Regions from separate parts of the Mus musculus genome. Here all the other regions are linked to region 1. The links are chromatin loops, found by intact Hi-C in ENCODE. Cell type or tissue: left cerebral cortex. All regions are shown on one strand. Each heading gives the region's core, and the rest is flanking DNA. Links, peaks and the distances in the headings are about the cores only. Region 1 holds the start of Lactb2 (lactamase, beta 2). Region 2 overlaps Ncoa2 (nuclear receptor coactivator 2). Region 3 overlaps Ncoa2 (nuclear receptor coactivator 2).

Region 1 (11,426 bases), core at 3,934-6,433:
CATACACACCCTAAAAAATTGTACAGTCACTGAATGACGATATATTACATTCGATGGGTTTGTCTCTAATATCTATAGCCAATACAAAAACACATCTTGTACTGGTACAGTTAGAAAGTTGGGAGCAAGAAGTTCCATGTGTTCTTATATAGCTGAGTGAGTTTTAGGAACAACGGTATATTATATGTATCTTAAAAGCCAAAAGGATTTCGAAAGTTTTCATAAGGGCTGGTGAGATGGCTCAGTGGGTAAGAGCACTGACTGCTCTTACGAAGGTCCTGAGTTCAAATCCCACAACCACATGTTTACTCACAACCACCTGTAATGAGATCTGATGCCCTTTTCTGGTGTGTCTGAAGACAGTTACAGTGTACTTATTTATAATAATAAATAAATCTTTGGGTGAGAGTAAGCAGGGACTGAGCGAGCAGGGCTGTGTGTGTGTATACATATGTGTGTGTATTCATGTGTGTGTGTATCAAAATATGTGCTTTCTAATTTGTGTGAGCTTAATTTGTATAATTTTAAAAATAAAATTAAAAAAGATCTTGGGTGTGCAAAGTGTTTCAGCTGGTAAAAGCACTTGCAACTGAGCCTGAGAACCTGAGTCCAATCCTTGTACTCACACGGTAGAAGGGGAAACTGACTCCTTTACGTTATCCTCTGACCCCCACACACATGTGGTGGTGCACACTCACACCATTACACACATGAACGTAATAAGCAATTAAATATATTGGGGAGGAGGAGAGTGACATTGTGATGAATCTTTACTGAGGAGACAGCTGGATAGACTTCAGAAGTATACTGTAAACTCCTCCGCAAGTGGGCACACTGGCTGGAGGGAGCGTATGGCCCTACCAAGTGAATCCTTAGGGCCTGCAATGGCTTAAAGGACTTTTAGAAGGCATAAGTAATAGGACCTGCAGGAAAGGGAAAAGGTCAATCACTTGGAGCCTTCTAGGTGGAGCACTGGGTATGCCATTAGACAGGAGACACGACAGGCAGTTCAGAGGTGAGCTTGCCTTGTGAATTTGACATTCCGCATTATTTACACAACATACAGGAATACATCAATTTCCTTTCAGCACTATACAAACATGAGCCCCGGAGGGCAGGAAGCTTGCTTGTTTGGCTTAGAGGAGTTCATTGATGTATTTCTACATTTGGAAAGCCTGGCCCACTGTACATTTAGTCACACTAAAGTTAAAACACACAGAACTAGATCGTGAAACACCCCCTAGGCCATGATTCTAATTATTTGTTTATTTATTTTTGCTGTCTCTGTGTTTGTGTGTTTTAAAATGTTATTCCAAATTCTTACTGCTCTTTAACTAGCTTGGACTACTTTTGGTCTCTGAAGGCCTTAAGGTCTTTAAAAGGAATCTTTCCATGCCTTGTATCATGGTCCCTTATCAACACATTTAAACCACTGCCTTGCCCTCCTCCTAAGAAGCAGCTTTGAAACATCTGACACTGAATTTAAAATGTTATAGTCCAGACTATATCATAGTGACCAAAAGTTATAACAAAACCAACAGAGCGAATAAACAGGTTTACACTTTAGCTGACACAGAACACAGATCTTTTGGAATGCCTGTGTTGTCTCTTTGCAGATCAAAGTCTGAGTAAAAAGCCTCTTGGGGGTTGAGAAAGTGGCTCCCAGGCCTTTGCAGTTTTTTGTTTGTTTGTTTTCGGTAGCCTAACCAGTTCTAGCAAAGGAAGGACTCTTGGATAGAGGCTAACAGGACTTCTCCAAGGCCTGGCACAAACACAGCCTGCTCAGAATGGAGCAGTAACCAGAGGCTATAAATTGAAGGAAAAAAAAGAAAGAGTTTGAACAACTATTAAGGAGGAAAATATAACACAGCATTTTAGAACTAAACTCATATTTATTATAACTTACTCTTCATATCAACTCCAGGGAGTTTATTGCAATATTTTGTAGAGAAACATGGCTTGAGACAGGCTAAGTGATTTATCCCAGGTCTTTCAGGCTTATACAAGGTCCAACGATGGGGGACAGCACTACTTTAGCTAGCACTGAAATCATTCCTCATGGCATAATGCCTCAGCTCTAGATTAGAAAACTAGTTCTGGTCATTCGCTGTGTAATGTCCAAGCACAGTTACTGTGAGGTTCAGTCATCTCTGAGTGTGTGGATCACTCCACTACCTACAGTCATAGACGGCAGCCCTACATCAGGAGGTCTCTTTGCAAATGCAAGCTGTATTCATAAAGAGCTCAAGAGAACACTGTAGATGGATCTGCAGAGGCCTAGGAGTGATTCATTAAGCAGAACTCAGTGCCCGGAACAATTCAGACACATGATCTGTTATATGAATAGAGAAATACTCAACTGAGTTAGTAGAATCAATTGTTTTATAGGAATTTTATATTAATGAAATATTATATCAATATTCAGATATCTATTAACTGCCCTTTGTCCATTTTGCTGTCACTCACCCAAAACCATCGGCACTGTTGACCACCTTACACTATGAGCCTAGTGTTAATGTAGTACAAGGAAGCAGAAGCTATAACCAACACTGTAATGCGCTTTCCTCAGGATTAAATTTTGTTTTTAATACTTTTATTGAGATTTCATTGTGTCTGCATAATATCCCTATGAAAAAGATCTTATATAATTCATTGTATAGATAAAAGACCATGTTAGTGAGATAATTATCTCACCCCAAGTCTCACAAGCGAGGAAACAGTCAAGATTCTAAAGCAGGCAAAGGTGGTTGACCAGAGTGTCCAACCCTAGTTGATGCATCTACAATACAACCCCAACATGTAGGGTTGGAGAATACTGAGGAAGGTGGCTGGGGAGACTTGTAAAAGCAAGAGAATCAGGATGTCTGCTCCAAGACAGTGTTTTCCACATACAACACTCATGAAATTTCAACCATATGATCGCTGGCTAAACAAGACCTGAAAAATGACAATAGCAGCTGACATGCTAACATGGATGGAAGAAGTCTCACAAGGCTGCAGCCCTAGAGAAAGAGCTACAGGCAGTCAATGGTGCTGGGAAGAATCAGTGAATCCTCCAGGGAGCCCCCACCCACACACACACCATAGTAAGTGGTCAGTCCTAAACAGATGCATAGGAGCAATAAAGAAAGCACTCAGCAGGTGGTGTTTATATAATTATATATGTAACCATGACACTTACATAAAAGAGTCCACGAATCGGAGAGAAGTTGGAGGAAGGACAGGGAGGAACAAATCCTATAAATACAGTACTCAAAATACGAAGTTCTCAAAGTAATATCCACACTGAAAATAGCTTAAATTATACGGCCCTTTCTTCTGCTATAGTACACAAAATCTGTCCTCAAAGTCATTTAGACAGGGAAGGTTAGAATTTCAGCCATCAGTGGCTCTTGAACAGAGGAAGACTGTTATATACCCTGGAAAAGACTATTGAGTAAGGGCATTTTAATGTCAGGGTAGGTCTACCAGGGTTTTAGTGAACTGTGATGTCTACAAATTGACCAGAACAAAGGACAAAGGACAGCTAAAGCTGTCAGTACTCCAAGAAGCAAACAAAAGCAAAAATTAAGAGAAAAAAAATGTAAGCAAATATTCAGTAAGGATTCACTATGCCACTTCTGCTGTCCAAGGCTTGGGGCTGGGAATATGAAAATAAACCTTGGCTCATCTTCCATTACAGTGGGATAACCAAGTAGAGAGAGACAGTGGATTTCATACATTACAGACCTTAAACTTAAAACCAAAAACCAAAAACTACAGTTGAGATAAACACCACAAAACCTACAGTGCATTACAATATTGTCTAAGAGGTCAGGGCTAACTTCCACAAGGAACTGACATTTTACGTGAGCTCTAAAGAGTGAGTGAAGTGGAAAAAATCGGAAGAGAACTTAAAGTCTGGAGGGCGAAATATGCCTCATCTGGGACACTAGGAAGGCTGCATGGCTGGGCCAGAGGGTGAACAAGATGGCTGCCTTTGGGAGAATGGGCTGAGGGATAAAAGCAGAGGCAGGTAACCCAGTTAGGAGGTTAGTGCAGACATCTATGCAAGAACTGAATGGGTTAATAGAAGTCAAAACCACATTGCCAAGATGGCTTGGATGTGTGCCAGGAGGAGAAAAATGTTAAGGAGTGTTTAAGCGTTTTGTTTGCTCAAATACAGTGATGGTTCTGTTTATAAGATCAACTCAGGAAGGCCTGTGCTTCACTTTAGTAGGGTTCAGTCTGAAGAGCACAGGTAATGGGGGAGAGTTAAGAAAACACACACACACACACATACACACTCACTTGCACACACACATACGCATGCATGACACACAACTGTAACTGAATAGCATGAAGTTAGGATTGCATTTAGAGAAGTACAAAACTCTGATAAAGATGGAGAATGAGAGACCAGCAGCTAGAGAGGATGTTGTGTCAGCAAGGAGGGATTGGCCAATGAGCCCCAAAGTTAGCAGAAACAGAAGTGTAAAAATGAGTTCAATGATATAGTGCCACCTATCATCTTAGACCTTTTTGTGATGCGGAGCAGTGGACACAAGTCTTGAACATCTGCTTTGGACCCAGTTAATATTTGTTTCTAATCACCCTTTAGTTTGAGTAGCATCATCTGCACGTTAATTATTTTACCATTACTTACTACCTAAAGAGCCTATAAAAATAAAACTATTACTTAAGTACAATATATGATTCCAGTGAACATTTGTGCTTAGCAACTGTTCATCTTAGTAACTTCTTCATCCAGTTTGCATAGAAACCAGCCATCTATTTTAACCCTCGAAGAAAAGCAGGCTGTGTTGAATGTCCTGGAACCATACAGCAAACTCCAGCAGGGCATTCTCCAGGGTTATTCAGACTATTTGCAATTTCCGGCTTAGGTGCTGACTTCAGAATGGGTTTAAAGTGGCACATCGAAGAGATTGTCCTGGGCTCAGACCATACTCTAGAGGTTAGGCACTCTGCTGCTAAAAGCATGCCGGAAGCCTAAAGGTCCCGTACTTTCCCCTGGCCTGATTCACTCTGGGCTAAACCTTTTATGTCTACTTTTAGAGTCCGATGCTTGTAAATATCCTTTACTCTAGAAGAGTTAATATAATAGAGACTTTAAACGCAAACAAGATATGCTTGTCATACACGATTAGTAGAAAAAGCAAGAGTTAGTTTCTCCTACCCACAGGCTGGGTTGCTCTGTCGGGTTTAGACTCCGGTTGAACTAGAAGCAAATTCTGCCCTCTACTGTAAGAGACTGGATTTAGTATAGTCAATTGCTTACAGTAAACTTTTAAGGGCCTAGTTATATGACCCAACCAAGCCTGAAAGTGGCTATGTAGCCTAGGATGGCCTCGTACTGGGGGCGACCTCCTGCCTCTGCGTTCCAAACACTGGATTTCAAGTGTGCACTAACACACAGGCTACGGTAAACTCACTCGGTCACCACCTGCGGGCAGCGAGACAGCAAGTAAACTGTGAGTCAGACTTGGGAAGCCTGTGCTTTTCTTACACCCTCTGTCCTCCGCAGAGCTCGGGGACGCGCTGGGGGCTAGCCTGGCCTCTCGCTGCCTCCCTGCCACGTGACTGCGTGAGCTGCGGGGGCTCGGGGGTGGCGTTTACCTGCTGCCGGTCCCCACCAGGTACGTGTTGGTGCCTTGCAGGGTCATGGGACCCGGGTTGCAGCCCAACACGCGCACCACCCGACTGGACAGCTGCTCGATGCGCTGCAGAGCGGCAGCCATCTCTCTATCTACCTCGGTGACCGCCGGCACCCGAATTCCAAGTCACTCAGCGTGCTGCGACCTCAGGCTCGGAGGGCAGGGCGGCGGTCTCGTGACGTCAGGCCCGGCGCGGATCACGTGGGACTTCGCTCAGTGGCCCGGAGCGGATTGGCGGCCACTATCTTACGACTTGCTGGCACGCCCGTCAGCCAAGTGACGGGGGTGGGGTGGAGGGATGAGTTCGCGGTGACTGTGGCATGAGGTGGCCTGACCCGCCCGCACTGGCCTCAGCCGGCTCCGTCGCTGAGCTTCTTGTGTCTCTGAGCCTTGTTTCCAAGTAGCTTTACATATCCATAAAGAAGAATGCAGTTACTTCATTGAAGTTAACCTCCAGAAGTGGGGGAGGGAAGGTCACAAGCTAGGCAGGTATGGGGAGTATTTACTGAGTCACCAACTTAGGAAGGAATGGCAGGCTGGTGATTTGAAGAATAGCTTACCTTTTACAATAAATGATGGCAACCAATGCTTACTTGTACCTGTGTGCGTCTAGCCAAGGGCCACCTCCGAACATTACTTTTTAATCCTCAACAACAGGAAAAAAAAAAAAAAGTAAAGAAAAGAAAGAAAGAAAATAAAAGCGACTGTGCATATCTGCAGAGGCCAGAAGACAATTTGACAATTTCAGGTGACTCAGGAACTGTGCATACCCTTCACCAGTGTTGACTTGCCACCCAGGCCAGACTGGCCAGCGGTTGACAGCCCCAGAGATTCCCATGTCTCCATCTCCCCAGTACAGGCATTATAAAAATGAGACACCATGCCCCACATTTTTACATAGGTTCTGGGGGATCAGCCTCTGCTTGTCGTGCTTATAAGGCAATCACTTTAATAACTGATCTATCGCCCCAAACCCCATTAGTTATCTACTCTTAAAATCCCACGTAGTTCTTAACTCTTTTTTTTTTTTTTTCGAGACAGGGTTTCTCTGTGTAGCCCTGGCTGTCCTGGAACTCACTTTGTAGACCAGGCTGGCCTTGAACTCAGAAATATGCCTGCCTCTGCCTCCCAAGTGCTGGGATTAAAGGCGTGCGCCACCACCACCCGGCAGTTCTTAACTCTTAACAGGCACAATTTCCCCCCATTTTATAAATGTAAATTGGAGTTTGGGAGAGCCAAGCTCTGCTTCCACTTGTTTTACATGAGCACATGGTGCTATCTGCGCAGAGTGGAGGGGCTTGTTTATCTCCTCTCTATCCTACCCTTGCCAAGGGAAATAGGTTGGTTTAGTGTCCAAGGTGAAAGTGATATAATTGCTCTGTCTTTTCCAATTTTCTCTGCCTTTCCCAATCAGCAAGTATTAAGCATTGCTTCCCACTTTAAAATTTTTAGTTATAAGTTACTTATAAGAAAATGCACAGATCCTAAGATATCCATCAAATTATGATGAATATATACCACAAAAGAGATGTAGAGTGTATTCACTACCTTAGCCTACTCCTTTTAGGAATATGGCTCCTCCAGCAAATGCTGAGGCACACAACCAAGACTGAATTCACTATGTAGAAGAAAAACCTGGGTGGACAGTCTGGGACAACCCAGTAAGGCTGTCTTTCTCTGTGAAGTATGCGACTGCATGCTTACTTGAGTGGAGTCTAGTGCATGGATATATGTTGGTCTGCGTCCGCTGGGCATGGCCTCTTGGAGAGTTTGACTGTGTCTACAGCTGGTGGGATGGGTGCAGTGCTGTAGGGAAGCACCAAGACACAGCTTCAGGGGTGGGAAACCACAGTCTGAGATGTGGGAAAGCTGGAACTGGTTCTGGGGTCCCTGGGCCTGCGATGAGGCCAGGGCTGTGGGTTTCTCAGACTTTTGGACATACATCCAGGCACAGCTGAGAATCAATCACAGAAGAGCCAAGAACAGATTTGGAGGCCCACAGAGTTGGGACCAGTGTCTAATCCAGGGGTGGGGGTGGGGGAGGAGAAAGGGGAGCTCTGGCTTGTCCCATGGGTGATTGTCCTCAGATTGGCAGAGGCAGGCTTCATAGTGGTTGTCATTGGACGTGCAGAGAGGCTTTTTGCAGGAGAATTAAGTTGTGTCTCTGTAGTTGAATGCCTTTTTCATGACTTACTATGGTAGATCTTGATAAAAGAAACAGTTCATGCATGGTTCTAAATAGTTTATTGTCATGGAAGAAAATGAATGCATAAAACCATATCCTACTACTCAGAGTGGAACTGAGATTCAGTGCCTTTTACAGGGAGGAGTGTTTGGGAAGGAAAGCTTATTGGTGAAGCCTTCTGGGCCTCTAGGTACCTCATTAGCATGGAGAACTCTGCTTTGGGCCTATATGACCATAGGACAAGTTTCTTTTAAGTGAGAAGCATGGTGGGTGTTCCAGGCCAGGGGTCTGGCAAGGGCAGGAAGTTGCTTAAGTCTCAGGTGTGTCCACTGAGTCTCTGGGTCTCAACCTGCATAGGTCTCAAACTTCCTGGCATGGTTTTATGTCCCACAGATATTAGGGTCCTAAAAAGTTGAAAGATTTAGAACAAAATTTGAGGTCTCTAAGAGCAATATGTAGAGAATAAGCAAATCAACACGCTGGCACAGATATGGAACCACTGCTTTGTAGAGTAAAAACTAGGCTTCCAGTCACTTGGTGGGACTATTAGTGGAGGATTAGGAGGTGTGGCCTTGCTGGGGGAGGCGTGTCACTGGGCTTGAGCCTTGAGGTTCCAGAAGACTTGTGCGTTTTGAGTTAGTTTCTTTCTGCTTGTGTGCTGAGTTGTGAGCTCCCGTTCTGCCTCTTCCTTGTGTGTTGAGATGTGAGTTCTCAGCTGCTGCCGCAGCCACTTGCCACTATGCTTTTGGTCCACCATTAATGGGCTCTAACGCTCTGGAATTGTGTTGGGAGCTATTAAGACAATGCTATTGTCCTGATCTATGAATTGGGCCTCTCCCCCCAAGAAAAAAAGGGGGTCAAAAGTGGGCCACCGATGCACCGTTCCGAGAACCACAGAATGTTCCAGCCCTAAGTCAGCGCCAGATGTCCTGACCACACCCTGATACCACCAAGTTCCTGCTTCCCCGTGTAGCTGCCAAAAGAAAAATTTCCACTGCCCCACCCCTCCCGCTGATAAGTACTTGTACTTCCCCTCTTGCTTGTGCGTTTAAGCCTTGGGCCTTTCTCAAGACAGTAAGACCTTGATGTTACTCAGACTGCTTCCGTGTGTCGTTCATTGCACAAGGTTCTCGTCTCTCTCTATTCCCCACATTTGGTTCTTAGGAGAAGGTCCCCTCGAGACCCTCGAATAACTGGACCTGCTGGATGGGTCAGAATTGTAACTCAAATAAACATTTTATAAGTTGCTTTGGTCATGGTGTTTAATCATAGCAATAGAAATGTAACTTATGTAAAGGTTGATACTGAAAGTAAGCTCTTGCTCTGACAAACCTGGCTATGTTGCTTCTCAGAGGACTGTGGAATGCTATGGAACTCTGGGATAGAAAACTGGCTGAATACTGTAAGAAGAGCTTAGTGGGCAACTCGGTAGGAGTTTAGAAGACAGTGATGAGGGTTAAACATGGAGCTCTAGCTTAAAATGGGAAGGGAGCAATATTAGAGACTGGACTATCAATTCTTGTGATTTTTGGCAAAGAATCTGGCTGATTTCTGCCTCCTTCCTAAGAATGAAACTAAATTGAATAGTGGATTAATTTCCTTGGTGAGAGAGATTTCAAGAGATCCAAATATTGGCTCTCCCACTTGGTTATTTTGTAATCACTCCAACGTCTTAGGGTTTTACTACTGTGAACTGACACAATGATTAAGGCAAGTCTTATAAGGACAGCATTTAATTGGGGCTGGCTTACAGGTTCAGGGGTTCAGTCTATTATTATCAAGGCAGGAACATGACAGTATCCAGGCAGGCATGGGACAGGAGGAGTTGAGAGTTCTACATTTTCATCTGAAGGCTGCTAGCAGAGTACTGACTTCCAGGCATCTAGAATGAGGACCTTAAAGACCACACCCAGTGGCACACCTACTCCAACAAGGCCATACCTACTCCAACAGGACCACACCCTCTAATATTGCCACTCCTTGGGCCAAGCATATGCAAACCATCACAGTAGGTCTACAATGCAAAAAGAAAGTGAGGCAAAAAGACACACAAAGCCGGGCGTGGTGGCGCACGCCTTTAATCCCAGCACTTGGGAGGCAGAGGCAGGCGGATTTCTGAGTTCGAGGCCAGCCTGGTCTACAAAGTGAGTTCCAGGACAGCCAGGGCTACACAGAGAAACCCTGTCTCGAAAAACAAAAAAAAAAAAAAAACAAAAAAGAAAAAAAAGAAAAAAAGGACACACAAAATATACAGTTTGAAGAGAAAATGAGCACTTCAATTCAACATTGGACCCAAGGTTTGTGCTAAAAGAGATAAGATTAAGGAGAGGCCTGATCCCTTTAGAAGAAAGGGAGGGTCCCCTCAGGGCAAGAAGACCCAGCTAAGACTCATTTGTTAAAGGAAAAGGTCTAAGGAATTTTCTTCTCCTAAAAAGCAACAACAGCTGCAAACTTGATTCCAGGGAACCAAGAGTTCTCCCCAGTTTGGCAGCCAACCTTGACAGTGTCAGCCAAGTGATGTTGCCGTTAGAGTCTTGAAGGATATACTAGTAAAGGGGTCATGGAATCTTCCTCCATGTTTTCAGAGAGATGCTGAGGCCAAGCTAGTAACATGGAGGGTCTGAAAGGCAGTTGAGTGGAGCCTTGGAGATTCTCAATTCGTCCTCATGATGGTGAAGATGCCTGAGTCACAAGACATCTGCCAAAGCAGCTGGAGCCAGGGAGTGGAACCAGCCCAAGAGAGAAAAGTCTATTGCTAGTAACAAAGCTGCAGTAACATGATCTAAACCCCTTGACATCAGACATAGTGCTACAGGGTGCGAGTGTACCCTTCCAAGTCTTGGTTTTCCTTTGATCCAGTACTTCCTCAGTGTGCCCCAGCCCCTCCCTTTTTGTGTAATAATGTGTATTTTAATCTGTATGTAATTTGCTTTTTGACCTTACAGAGTCTCAGAAGAGATGTTGGACTTTGGATTTTGACTTTTAAGCAGTATTTGAGACTAGGAAAGACTATAGGGATTTTTCATGTTGGCCTAAATACATTTTGCATCAAGATATGATAGGAGCCTATGAGGTTCAGGAAGTAGAATGTGGTGATTTGAATGAGAACTGCCTTCATAGACTTGTATGTTTGAATACCTGGCCCCTGGTTGGTGGAACTGTTTGTGAAGGATTAGAAGGCGTGGCCTAATTGGTGTAGATGTGTCACTGGGGTTGGACTTTGAAGGTCAAAGGACTCATTCTAGCCGGGCGTGGTGGCACACGCCTTTAATCCCAGCACTCGGGAGGCAGAGGCAGGCGGATTTCTGAGTTTGAGGCCAGCCTGGTCTACAAAGTGAGTTCCAGGACAGCCAAGGCTACACAGAGAAACCCTGTCTCGAAAAAACCAAAAACAAAAAAAACAAAAACAAAACAAAAAACCAGACTTAGGGAATCAACCTGCATCAAATACACACAAAAAAAAAAAAAAAAAAAAAAATAACAAAGGACTCATTCTCAGTTCCTCTGCCTTCTGTTTGTGGACTGAGATGTGAACTCTTAGCTGCTGCTCCCGCCACCTGCCTCCATGCCTTCACTCTGCCATCATA
Region 2 (11,426 bases), core at 8,927-11,426, 520 kb before region 1:
TCAACTGAGAAAATGCCTCCGACAGTCTAGTGCATTTTCTTAATTAGTGATTGATGTTGGAAGATCCAGCCTAATGTGGGTTGGGGTCTCTCCTGGGCTGGTGGTCTCGGTACTGTAAGAAAGTCTGCTGGGCAAGACAAGCGGGCAAGCCAGCAAGCAGCATTTCTCTGTGGCCTCTGCATCAGTTTCTGCTTCCAGGATCCTGTCCTGTTTGAGCTCCTATTCTGACTTCCCTCAGTGATGGAGTACACTCCAAGAATCATAAGGGGAAAGAAAGCCGGTCCTCCCCTTTGCTTTTCTCATGGTGTTCTCACAGCAATGGAAACTCTGACACTGGACTGTATTCTCCTGCAAGCTCCACTGTCCACATGACAGTTTCTGATGGCCTCTGGCTGAAGGCAGACAGGCAAAGGATGAGCAGAGTGGCCGGACGAGCTCAGACAAACCAGCAGCAGACCACATTGGGCTTGCTTTTGTTTGTTTGCTTGCTTTTTAATCTTGTCTGCATACCCACATCAGTCAATCAGACCCAACTGAGCACAGCTGACACCCGATCAATTCAGTCTTCAGCCCACAGAAGGTGCTAGAACTGCTGCAGGACCTTGCTGAGAAGCAGGCCTTCAGAGACTGCATCTGGGCAAGCATTCCTGCTCTTCAGGAAAAACCTGAAGGCCTCAGAAAGCAGCTCTCAGCCAGCTCACTCATCCGAGGGGAAAGATGGCTGCCAAGACCTGCCCGTGCCTTGGAGGCTTCCTACGTGTGAGGCTTCTGCCCCAGGCAGGGTGTTTGCTTCAGCCAACCTTTAAGGCTCCTTCAGTGGCTTCAGGAAATATCAACTCCTTCCAAGATTTCACATGTCTGCTGCCATGAGTACCCATATACCTGGGTGAGATCAGAAACAGAAGATCCAGCTGGGCGTGGTGGCGCATGCCTTTAATCCCAGCACTTGGGAGGCAGAGGCAGGTGAATTTCTGAGTTCGAGGCCAGCCTGGTCTACAGAGTGAGTTCCAGGACAACCAGGGCTATACAGAGAAACCCTGTCTCGAAAAACCAAAAAAGAAAAAAAAAAGAAACAGAAGATCATCAGGGCATGGTGGCACATGACTTTGATCCCAGAGGTAGGAGGCAGAGGCAGGCAGATCTGATCGTGAGGCCAGCCTGGTCTACATAGTGAGTTCCAGGACAGCCAGGGCTATGTAGAGAGATCCTGTCCACAAACCTGGGAGAGGCAATGGGGGAGAAAGAACAAAAGAAGACAAAAGAAGGGAGATCTTTTTACTCCTGCTCAGGGTGGTTAGAATTCTCTGTAGGAAGAGTCAAGCAGACATCCTGGGCCAGGCTAGGGGAAACAGTAGTGTATGAAGGAAAGACGAAGGACCAGAAGCTGCCACATAAGCCTTAAGCTGTCACCTGTATCCTCTGGGGACCTGGCCAGCCTTGCTGCTCGCCTCTGCTCCCTCTTCTGGTCACCAGCTGATGTTTATTTAGCTTAGTGTTTGGGGCCCCCCAGTGGGCAAACGTTCTGATGTCTCTCTGGGTTTGCTGCCATTAGAATGTGTATTCTAGGCTTAATAGGGGGAGCAATCAGAGCAGCTCTAGATTAATCTGTCATTAGTGAACAGCCTCACCATTGGGCACATGCATAGGCTCTGTCTTGGCCACTAGGGCCACTTGATTCCTGAGGCAGCCATATCTGTAGTAACTGATGAGGAAGTCTGGCTTGTGTTGAAAGTCCCCTGAAATTCGAGGGACCCTCACTCGAGCCCTGGTATGACGCGATGCCCAAGAACTCACGAGAGACCAGTCTTGATTCAAACAGCAAGAGGTTTAAAAGGGAAAGACCAGTGCACTGGGGACGACTCGTATCCCACGAAGGGGTAGAGGAGTCGCCCCCAGCTCAAAGGATAAGGGGCTTATAAAGGCAGAAACCGTAAACACCTGGCATGGGCTATAGCATTTGGCAAGCACAACGGGTTCAAGAAATAGTTGGAATATTCTGTATGAACATTTCCTAAAACAATGGAAGTTAAACTTCTACTTTGTGGTTAGTACAACCTAAAACAATGGGGTGAGTTAAACTTTTACTCCCTGCCATTAGTCAGGTCTATTTTGGACACAAGTCTAGGGGCTTACATAATTTTTCACTCTTCTCTCTCAGGATCTTTCAGTGTCAGCTAGCCAGTTTCCGAGTCTCCCTGGCTATGTGGTGCTGATCTTGGGTCAGATGTTTGCTAGTGGCATGAAAGTGCCACACTTGCACACGTTTGGAGGTCAGAGGAGGTACTGGTTTGTTTTATGTTGATTTGACACAAGCTGGAGTTATCAGAGAGAGTCTGTAGGGCATTTTCTTTGTGATTGATGGAGGAGGCCTAGCCTATTGTAGGAGGGGTTCACTCTGGGCTGGTGGTCCTGGGCTCTCTAAGAAAGCAGGCTTGAACAAGCCATGGGAAGCAGTAAGCAGCACCCCTCTATGGCCTCTGCATCAGCTCCTGCCTCCAGGTTCCTCCCTGCTTAAGTTGTCCTAATTTCCTTTGATGATGAACTGTGATGTAGAAGCTGAATGAATCCTTTCCTCTGCAGGTTGCTTTGGTCATGGTGTTTCATCACAGCAGTGCTAGTAACCCTAACTAGGACAGACGACAACCTGCAGGAGTCACTTAATCCCCTACCATGACGTTCAGGCTTGGTGGCAAGTGCCTTTACTTGCTGAACTGTGTTGCCGGATGAGGACCAATCATGATGTATCATTTCTATTTTGTGATGCTGCTGGACACCCTAACTAGGCAGGCAGTGCTTTGACTGGCCACCAGTTCTCTTCTTCCTGTCACCAGCCCCTGGGTACAACTTGTGCATGACTGGTATTTGTGGTTGCAGGAATGAGCTAGCAGCGTTTCTTAGAGAGCAATCCAGGGTTGATGCCTGGGATGATGGGGCACACCTGCAATTTCAGCACCTAGGAGATAGATGCAGGAGGGGTTCAAGGCCAGGTTTTGCTGCACAGTGAGTTTCAGATGTCACTGGAGGAGGAAGACAGGAGAGATAAAAATCCACACCTCTTGTAAGCAACCACACAACGGAGTGTGGTAGCTTCTGTAAAATATTAGAGATAATATTGCTTTGGCTTGGCCAGTATCCAAAAAGAAAAAGGGAAAGGGAAAGTGGACAGCTGGCTCGGTGCTATAGGCCAACAGCTCTGCAGAGATCTATGAAACTGACTGCTCGCTTCTGGTACCTTCCTGGGACGGGGTACCCTTGCCAGCAGCAGCAGCAGCAGCTTAACACAGTCCTCTCTGGGCCACCACCTGCAATGGCCAATGTTTCCCTTCATGCTAGAGAAGGGAAAAACCCAAACTGGGCCTCTAGCACTGCATGCGATTTAGGACCTGGGTTGAAGGCAGCGTAATTGCACTGTTTACCCCTCTTTCCTTCCCCTGCTTGCCTGTGGGGCTGAGAAACTGCTAGATCCTTGGACATCCATTCACAGCTGCTGCTGACCATGGCTGGGAGTTGGACTACAGACTTACGTCAACAGATTCCCTTACTATATACAGACTACCCGTAAGTTCTAGACTCTAGAGAGCCCTGACTATTACAGAAGCTGGTACCAGGAGGAGTTCTAGAGGAGCAGAAGTATAAGGATGAAATTCTGGAGTTGGTTTGATAATTCACCAGCACCTTCAACGACTGAAACCTCTCCAGATTCTCTCCCTCCTGGGAGCTTGGAGAATATTGAAGACCCGTGGTTGAAACTGTATTTCAAGTTTAAAGAAGCTAATGCCTTTGATTATCTTAATGTATTAGATGATTCAGTGTACAAAGCTTTCTACAAGATGGGGAAAAATTGGAAAATGATTTTGCTGGCTGGTTGCTCTTAGCATCTTGGGGAAAAAGGATGAAGGAAAAGAAGTTATTGTGTGATAATATCAAATGGCTCCAGATGCAAGGAAGTGATCTAAAAGTTGCTATGTGTGTCCTTGAAGAGAATCTTCTCTTCAGCAGCCATAGAGCTCAAGTTGCAGAAAATCAAACTGAAGCCCTCATTATAAGGTTGGTTGAATTACAGCGAAAATTCAAGTCTCAGAGGGTGTCAGCAGTTAAAGGCAAAGAATGGGATCTTAAAACTTGGGATGGGGATGTGTGGGAAGACCATGTTGAAGCTGAGAATTTTGAATCTTCAGATTCTCAAGGGTTTGCCCCACCTGAGGAAGTAGTGCCCCACCCCTTGAAATAATGCCATTTTCACATGAGAAAATTAATCCCTCAGAGTCTGTTAAACCAGCAGTGACTTTCGCTGAAGAAAATGCCAGACAATACTGATGTTTCTCAAGGCCCACCAATAGCTTCTTCTAGACCTATAACCAGACTCAAGGCAGAAGAGAGCCATAGAGGGGAGGAAATGCGCTTCACTACAAAGGAGCTTCATGAGTTTGCTAATTGATTCAAGCAGAAACCTGGGGGATATGTGTGGGAATGGATTTTAAGGGTGTGGGAAAATGGTGGAAGGAACATAAAACTAGAGCAGGCTGAGTTTACTGATGTGGTCCCTCTGAGTGGAGATTCTAGGTTTAATATGGAAGCTTGCACAGTTAAAAAAGCTGTCAGAAGTTTGTTTGTTTGAATGGTTGGCTGAAGTGTTTATCAAAAGATGGCCTACAAGCCGGGCGTGGGTGGCACACACCTTTAATCCCAGCATTTGGAGGCAGAGGCAAGCAGATTTCTGAGTTCGAGGCCAGCCTGGTCTACAAAGTGAGTTCCAGGACCGTCAGGGCTATACAGAGAAACCCTGTCTCAAAAAAAAAAAAAAAAAAAAAAAAAAAAGATGGCCTACTGAAAAGGAGTTGAAGATGCCTGATGTCCCTCGGCTTAGTGTTGATGAAGGGATTTTAAGGCTCAGGGAAATTGCAATGGTAGAGTGGATACATTGTGGAAAACCTAATCGTCCACACTGGGAAGGCCCAGAAGATATGCCCTTCACGAATCCTGTAAGACGCAAGCTTGTGAGAGGGGCACCAGCACTTTTGAAGAGGACACAGTACTTTCCATCTTTATAAACAGTGTGGGCTGGGGGAGGGCTCAGCTGGTAAAGGTGCTCACTTGCCAAGTCTGGTGACCTGGGGTTCCATCTCCAGGACCCATAGAGTGGCGGGAGAGAGCCAACTCCTGAGAGTTGACCTCTGACCAGCACAGGTACGCCGTGACTCCTCACATCCACAGATACTGCAGCAATATTTGTAGCAGGAACTAGACAGGCCACATCTGCCATAAAGAGCTAGTGATGTCAACTAGGATATACTTGGCTTCTCTGGGAGGGCAAGGTGTTAAGAGTGCTGTGACCACTGACTACCATTTTTAAAATGTATTTTTAATTATGTGCATGGGTGTTTCTCCTTGTGGATATGTGCACCCGAGTGCAGTGTCTATAGAGGCCATAAGAGGGCAGTGTATCCCCCAGGAAAAGGACTTACAGGCAGTTGTGAGCCTCCTGACCTGAGTGCTGGGAAGAGAAGTGGGCTCCTGCATAAAAGCAATAAGCATATTGAGTCATCGCTCCAGAAACAAGAAATTCCCTTTTTCCTTCTGTTTTTTTTTTTTTTTTTTCCCCCCCAACAGCCCAGGCTACCCTGGAGCTTGCTCTGTAGACGGGGCAGATCCACCAGCCTCTGCCTCTGGAGTGCTGGGGTCAAAGGTGTGCACCATCATGCCTAGCCCAAGAAATTCTTTTTTTTTATTACATATTTTCCTCAATTACATTTCCAATGCTATCCCAAAAGTCCTCCATACCCTCCCCCCCACTTCCCTACCCACCCAGCCCAAGAAATTCTTAAAAGATAATGTCGTTAATATATTTTTTTAAAAGGTTGTATGTCTATAGATGCTTTGTTTGTTTGAAAACTGTATCAGGAGTGGTCCTAATGCCTGTAAGAGCAGGAAGAAGGGGCTGGACCTCCTGGAACTGGAGTTACAGATGATTCTGAGATGATGTGTGGGTGCTAGAAATTGAATCTGGGTCTTCTGAAAGAGCAGCCAGTAGTAGTTCTCAGGTATTTTTAAGTTTAAACTACAAAAGAAGATACCGTATCGCCACATTAAAATCTCTAAAGCCATGTAAAACCCGAAGGCATTAAAATTTATTAAATGATGCAGTAACAACAGATTCTTTATTTACAATAGCATTATTTAACATCAAATAAGCAAATAGCATCAGCAAAGCAATAGTAACTTGCATAAATGTATTTAAAATTTCTCTGTATATATCTACCTTTGCATAAACTGCTCACACTAGAAATACAAACATCAATGCAGATGAACAAAGTGATGTTCAGAGTCAACTCTGTTTTGAAAATAAATCACAACCTGAAACACTGTAAGCTTTCTCCTGAAGAACCATAGTTAATATATTGCTTAATTTTACCCTTGTATAATTTTTTCATATACACATATCTCAAATGCAACTTCATGAGGAACTGTACAAATAAAACCCACAAATGACAAAGGAAAAAGAGAAGACAGTTAAATGTTTGAAGAAACGAGTTGTCATCACTGTTCAGTAACATACGGGTAAGCGATGACTTACTTATTCAAAAATTTTACACAATTCACTATACAAATATAATACATTGGACAGCTATGTAGGAATATACAAGACTTAAAAACAGATCTAAGGCATTATGCTAGGTTTTAGCATTTTGAGGTTCTTGCACATAGCTTTTACCTGTAGTAAAGAAACTTAAAAGATTTTGTTTTAGTCTATAAAGAAACACCAGGGAGAAAGTTCTAATTAAAATCGAAGCCACTACAGTGTTTTCTTTTGTGCAGAGAATGCTTTGCTCTTCGGCAGCATACTACCATATAAACAACTAGAAAATTTTAAATTCACACCAACAATTAATGGCTTAAGTTGCATTTCAAAATTGATTGTGTATCTTTGGGTTCTGCAAGTGGATCTGTGCCTCCCAGTTCACGTGTCACACCCATATGAACTCCGTTTTTAAACACAGATTAAAAATTGCATCTTAAACTGCAAAAAAACCATTGCTTTCAATCATTACAGGTCGTAAGAGATACACGTGTGTATGTGTGTGTGTGTGTGCGTGCGTGCTTTAATCTTTGAGTCAATTGGTTGTAGTATCACAGCACACTTCACTTTTAAAACTCACCATGTTGCATGAACACTTAAATGGATTTTACAACCACGATCAGGTGTGTACTTTTCACATTACGCTTTTCACATTGAGTCATCTAAGAGAACACTGATTCTATGTTCTGTCAGACAAAACCAAGTACAAATGTGTTGTGCAGAGCGTGAGCAATACTGATGGCAGGGGAGGCTGGGCTGGCCCTGGCTCTGAGAACATGATCAGGATGCCTTTGCTGATGCGATTGATCCTCCTGATGAGATGGCACACAGTTCATGGCTGCTCTGACCTGTGAGAGGATTTGCCATGACCATGGGCTACGCTAACAGCCGGGTCAACATTAGAAAGCAGTGGGAGATTGGATGAAGGCTGAAAGGTAAGATATTGTGGCTTGATGTTACAGTGAGATGGGATTTAATACAAAACAAGTATGTTTTAAATTCCTTTTTCTCTTGTGCTGTGTGAAGTCATTTTTACCTACCTCACATTTCTGACTTATCTGAGAACAGGTCGAGCTCAGTAGTGCACCTGAGCCTCACTCCTGGGGCAGGGCCTGGAGTTCTGGGTTCTATCTGCTCCCTTTGCAGGACAGATGTGCAAGCCAATGGTTTGGTGGAGTCTCGAGCAGACACAGGAACTGGTGGCCAACGGGGAAGCGCTGTTCCTGGGCCACCTCCCTCACTGAGATTCTTCTCTAAGTGGAAAAAGGTATGGAAATGCAAATTTCCAGAGTTCCTTAGCACGCAGCAACACTTTCAGATGACTGACCATTTGTCTTTGGGTCACATCTCTTTCTATATTTCTACAATCTGTAGATATATAGGGAGACATAAATATAAATAGGGTAGTTTATATGTTTTTAACCCTGCCAGGAATAAACAAACTTCAAGGAAAATCTTCTCTGTTCCTAGAAAGCTTGGATAATGAGATATTATAAAATGCTTTGTTTTTAGACATCAAAAAGACATCATTCTGAAATTTAGGTACGAAAGTGTGTGTATCAAGGTTGGGGAGAATTGAAAAGGTCTCGGTTCTGGGTACTGCAGCTGTCTGAAACTGACACCAGTTAATAGAGGTTATCCCCGACAGTGGGCAAGAAAACAACCATCAAAGTGGGCTGCTTAGTAATGTTGTCTTTCTAAGGTTTATTAAGAAAGAATATAAACATATAAAATCAAGACTTGGTTCTGACAGCGGCTGCATATCATATAGATTAGATACAGGATTCATGAGGAGAGTCTCAAGGGTTAGAAAACAAAAGGTCTTACGTCTACAAGTCAGGTCTAACCAAGGCATTGGCAGCCGTTACAAAACACCTTTAGGAGACATTGCTATGAAGATATCTAATTTAATACTGAAGTACCTCATTTTGAGTCAATCCCACAATATGTATACCTCACAAAATTATACAGTTAAAACACTTAAGTTCAGAACTTAAATTATTGCTTGTTTACATATAAATTGGATCTTTATGTACCTTACAAAACTTCGGCTTCGTCAGCACTGCTAAAAACCAAAAATAAAAAACAACCCCATATGGCAGAGGTTAGATCTGTCGTGACGTCTGCTGTTGATTTCATTAGTAAGTTCTCTCATTTTGGAGGCCTGAGCTGATGGGGCAGCCCAGGCTACCTAAGCAGATGTCACAGCCTGACTTTGTTCCTCTCTGATAGGAAATGCATGGTCACTGGGAAGCTGCTGTAAGTGGCTGGCACAGCACTGAGAGATCCTAAGGGCTTCCCTGGTCTCTATGGTGTATGCTGCTGTTGATGTTTTTACTTTAAAGGAATGAAAGAGGGAGGGACGAGAGAAGGTGGGGAGAGGAAGGGAAGAGATGCCAATCAAACTATCTGATCTAAAAACAATTTAGAAACAAGTATTTCTTTTTGATTCATGATTTAGGGGAAACTAGTTTGGTTTTAACAGAGAGAAGTGGGAACAGATACTTGTTAATGCTAACAGCCTCTCTCAAGAGCCTTCCATCTGTTCAGTGACGGGACACTCCTTCCTGGAGACAGAACTCTGCCTCGGTTACGTGTTGCTGACTAGGTGTGCCGGCATACACAGCGCTGTGCACAGTGTCTGCCCTGTCTCCATCCCAGTCAAATGCAGGCTTTAAGCTTAGAACACCTTGGGTTGTACTGTGTTAAAAGTTCCTTTCTTTCCTGTAGATAAGATTCTCATCTTTTACACAGAAGAGCCACAGAGAACAAAGCAAGAAACCAGTGTCTGGAGCCGAGCAGGAACAGGCCAAGGGCATGGCTCTCCTCAAACACACACATTTAAATACATTCAATCTGATGGGGATGAAGTCGGCCTGGGGACAGTTACTCTGCAGGAGATCTAAGTTGCACTACGGTGAATGCAGTGAACAGACTGCGGGTTGGTCTGGAGGCGAGCTGCAGGCTGTCGGGAGAGGCAACTCTTCCGGTGGCAGCCAAGCCAGCACGCTCTATGCTGCGGGCCCAGGGCCCGACTGTCTGCTGCTATGTCCTGGGAGAACTGGCGGCATGTCAGGTGGCAACACAAAGAGACGCAGCTCTCCAGACTGGTAAATGTTTGTAAGCCCAGTGGGTTGAAGAAAGATGCAGACAGTTTCTCCAGGGTCAGCAGTATTTCTGAGGGGAAACAGACAGAAAGGTTGTGTGAAGACAAGGGGCTCTTTATGTTTGCATAGTTTTTTCTGCTGCCACCCTGGCCTATTGGCAGATTCTGTGCCCCCATACACTAGTCTTTCAAATGCGTGCGCCACCACACTGGCAATATCAAGAGTTTTTTTGTTTGTTTGTTTTTGTTTGAAATGAAAACAATGGAGTGATCATCATAAAACACAACATACTAGCTTATTCTAGAGTACGAAGGCTCCGCATTTGGTGAGTGGTGGGTTTCTGACACGGGAAGGCAGGTGGCGCTGTCCCTAACTGAATGGCGCAGGTGCACGCTCCATCCATCAGTGTGAAGCTCCCGCAGGCTGTAGTCAGTCTGTGGACGACCACCCGTCTGTACAGAACAACCGGGGAGCTGGGGGTTTGATCCGAGAGCCTCTCTCATGTTTGCATGGCACTTTACCCACCGAGTGCCTCCCCAGCCCAGGGTGATCCCTTTGACTTTTTAAAGAATGTGCTTGTTTTTGAGACAGTGTCTATGTAATCCTGGTTATCCTGGAACTCGTTATGTAGACCAGACTGGCCTTGGCTTCACCAAGATCCTCCTACTTTTTCTTCCAAGTGCTGGGACTAAGGTGTGTGGCACCCACATGCCTGGCTACTACTGATTTAAAAAAATCATGATTTGATATATATATTTTTAATTTGTATGTGTATATTCCACACACAGAAAAGGGTGTCAGAGCCCCTGGAAGTAGAGTTCCAGGTAGCTGTGAGCCACTGGCCTGCTGTTGAGCACAGAACTTCTGAGAGAGTAGTAGGTGCTTCTATCCACTGAGCCATCTCTCCAGTTTTCCTCCCCACTTTTTTTTTTTTAAAGATTTTATTTATTTCACGTATGTGAGAATACTATGGCTGGCCTCAGACACCAGAATAGGGCACTGGATCCCATTACAGATGGCTTTGAGCCACCATGTGGTTGCTGGAATTTGAACTCAGGACCTTTGGAAGAGCAGTCAGTGCTCTTAACCACTGAGGCATCTCTCCAGCCCTCCTCCTCATTTTTTAAGTCAGGGCCTTAGAATTCTTTACCTAGACAGTGTGGCCTCTAATCATCGAGTCACCTGTCTCTACTTCCTGAGTCCTGGGAGTAGAGGCCCGCGTAAGCGCTCCCCTCCCTAGATCGTCTCTGAGTCACTGTCAGGTCCTAGGAGGGTGTGCTCACTCTGACTTCATTAAGATAAACCCACCCCACTCTCAACTCATAATCTAGATGACTATATATGCCAAGGCTGTATTGAGCAGCAGGTACTAGAGGGCCACTAAGAATATCTATTTGAAGAGAGGAAGCCAGCCTGAAATCGTATATGTGCCTGCTGTGTCCCTGTAAGCGGTCTGGTGATCAGCAACAGGACTCCATTAGCCTCCTCAGATGAGTCCTTGCGGGGAGGTGGCTCTGGACTGGGCGACACCCAGTGCTCCAGGCTTTCTTCCTCAGTTGGGTTGGTGTTGGTCACCAGCTCCCTTGATCCTCACCTACATTCTTCCACAGGATGGCCAGGAAGCCTTTAACATCCATGTAGGCCTGACAGAGTCCAAAAGGGACACTGTGTCTCAGCATTGGAGGTTCTCCCCTCCTGGGATGAAGCACCTGGATGCTTAAAAAGACTGATGACAGCCGGGC
Region 3 (2,500 bases), core at 1-2,500, 510 kb before region 1:
CAGGGCAAAGCAGAGCCATCTGGAACATGCAAGCATGGACGCACTATGGAAGCACCGAGACTCCCACTGTTAGCGGAAGATAACAACCGGATGTCAATCTCCATGACATCACCCTTGGTGTCTCGTCTGTTAGAATGACATCCGAGAACAAATCAGGATTAAGTAAAGCCAGAGGCCTCCCACGTGGCTCCGAGTAACACTTCAGGAACGACCAATCCAGTGAAGACTTGGTACAATCTTGAAAGTTTTTATTTTTTGTTTTGATAAGTGTTGTCAGTAACAAACAAAGCCTTTATTTTTTAAAAGCTGTAGACTATTTGTAATATTTAAATTGGCTTATGTCTTCTGACATTTCATATTTAGCTACTGATTTCTTTGTGTCAGACTCAGAAACAATCAAGGATAAGTAGCAATGTGTATTACATTCATAGACCCTGACCTGAGCAGATAACATCCATGCATGCTCACCAGAGACACATGACACTTAACTTTGGTCATTCTTAAAGACCTGCACCCAAAGAAAAGGAGGACCCGAGCTAACAGGTAGGCACTGTGCGGGACTGGGAGACTTGCCAGGCCCTAATCTGCTCCAGGCCTCCTATCGTTTCCTGGCTAACCAGGCACATAGCCGTGAGAAGGAAGCCGTGACCAGGACTGAGGTGCCTCGGGAGAAAGGAGAAAGAACAGATAGGCCAAGACGGGACAGCAACGGTGGGAGGGATCTAAGTCAGTACCGTAGTTCGGAGGAAATGGGAACTGCTGGGCATTGGCCTGGGGGATCCGGGGATTGCTCATGGCTGCTGGTAGGCCAGCGGGAGCCACCATGCTTGGGGTCACATTCAAGCCCTGTCCTCTCATCATCAAAGTCCGCTGCTGCACCTGCTGCTGCATCTGTCTCTGCCGAAGATGTTGGTTGAGGATTTCCCTCTGCCTCTGGGCCAGCATCTGTGCATTAATAGGAGCCTGAAATTGTGGGCAATCATGAAGGGAAATCAAGGATAGATAGGTTAGACAGGATACCAATGGCATACTGTATGTAAAATCATTTGAAAAACAAAGTTCCATGAAGGGGGGTCCTCGGAGCAGAGCACCTAGTGAGCACGCATGCGAGTGCTCTAAGTTCAGCCTGTGTGATGACGATTCTGTAACCCTCTGATAGTGACCAACTCATTTCTCGAGGGTACAGTCAATCAAAAGATGTCAAAAGAGCACAGGCCTTTCTACAGGAAGACTTTATGTTTATTTTTAAAATTTATTTTTATGTGTGCAGTGCTCATGGAGGCCAGAAGAGGGCGGCTAATCACCAGGAAATGGAGTTACAGGTGCCCACGTGCTGCTTTCTGGGTCCTCTAGCTTGACTGTCACCTCTTTTCTGCTTTAGTATCCCAAGTGCTGGGAGCTACTACAGCACTGGGGTTACAGCGCAGCTACCCTGGCCTGGCAGAAGACTTTATGTAAGTTGAGGACAGCATTTAGAGTCTCTTTGAAGGAACATTCCAACTTAACAAGAAACCAAGCCACTGCCAAAGGTGACTTGGTGACTTCGGAGAGATGGAGGTGGGGGTGATCTGACAGTAATTTCTGTTACTTTACTGATCTCCAGGCTGCTCTGGCTGGCTGCACAGGTGTCCCCTGTGTCCCTGTGTCCCCTGTGTCCCCTGTGTCCCCCTGGTCTATGGCTACATCATGTCAGATGCACCTGATCTCAGAATGGTCTTTAGATGTCTGCTGAGAGGCCAGGATGAGTGACATGATGTGAGGAGGGGCCCTGGGCGTGTGCTGTACGCTGGTGCTGGAATGGCATCCCCTCGCCACTCACAAGGCTGCCTACTCTAAAGTTTATCTGCAATGCAAACATGAGTGTGCGCAGCACTGTCAAGCCATTTATGACTGTAAGGACAGCAGCACGGATTTCCTATGCTTAGCACTCGCCTGCTTCCTGCCAAGGGGAGGGCTAGATGGATGTGTGGCCTTCTGATGTGGCCGACAGAACCTAACAGGCTCTGTGCTGGTGCAGGACTGTCCAGTGTTCTCAAGTGGAAGACATAGGTGTGCTTACGAAGAAAAGTACGAGTGTTAGGCAAGGCTTGTTTGAGTCTGAGATAGCCTGTCCATTGAGTTTAATAAGTAAATTACATACACGTAAAGTGTCTTCACACAGAAACTCCATAGAAACAAGGCTATTGCCGAGAGCAATGTTGTGGCCAGTCTTGAAGGCTAAACCCGTGTTCTCATGGGAACAGTGGGCAGTACTTGAATCCAGAATTGGTTGATACATTTTTGTAATACAACTCTTGTGTATTATAGGAATCAGCTGACCCTGGCAACAGGGATGGCATTCAGAACTAACACAGGGAGTCAGAGGAACTAGGAAAACCCAGGTCACTCAGCCTATCTGGGAGGAAAAATGAGAGGCTTCTCACCTGAGTGGGCACTCCAGGCCTCAGAGTCAGGTTCACATTGGAAACACTGCTGATCTGATTCATAAGCGGCTGGCGAT

What was found. Hi-C counts contacts between places; a loop is a spot of excess contacts. Peaks named below come from ENCODE experiments on the same cell type or tissue, not always from the same donor. Only the 100,000 strongest peaks of a DNase experiment are listed, where the experiment ranks them.
Region 2: it touches region 1 in a loop (2.4-fold over the local background); 13 of 42 quality-filtered maps call a loop at or near these places.
Region 3: it touches region 1 in a loop (2.5-fold over the local background); 13 of 42 quality-filtered maps call a loop at or near these places.

The regions. Positions count from the first base shown.
Region 1 is chr1:13,654,713-13,666,138 of GRCm38, forward strand. It overlaps Lactb2 (lactamase, beta 2), which reads right to left and starts at 5,797. Exons shown (of 7, transcript NM_145381.2): 1 at 5,617-5,797. The coding sequence starts at 5,738. In left cerebral cortex, for the core only: a CTCF peak has its summit at 5,249 (motif pointing left); DNase peaks (open chromatin) are centred at 5,273, 5,463 and 5,864; H3K4me3 peaks cover 1,692 bases; H3K27ac peaks cover 1,032 bases.
Region 2 is chr1:13,133,019-13,144,444 of GRCm38, forward strand. It overlaps Ncoa2 (nuclear receptor coactivator 2), which reads right to left. Exons shown (of 23, transcript NM_008678.3): 23 at 6,087-9,754. The coding sequence ends at 9,743. Among named protein-coding and RNA genes, the nearest start is that of Prdm14, 12 kb to the left of the region's middle. In left cerebral cortex, for the core only: a CTCF peak has its summit at 10,033; DNase peaks (open chromatin) are centred at 9,566 and 10,074.
Region 3 is chr1:13,149,956-13,152,455 of GRCm38, forward strand. Ncoa2 (nuclear receptor coactivator 2) reads right to left here. Exons shown (of 23, transcript NM_008678.3): 18 at 2,424-2,500; 19 at 735-963. Among named protein-coding and RNA genes, the nearest start is that of Prdm14, 24 kb to the left of the region's middle. In left cerebral cortex, for the core only: a CTCF peak has its summit at 1,291 (motif pointing right); a DNase peak (open chromatin) is centred at 1,308.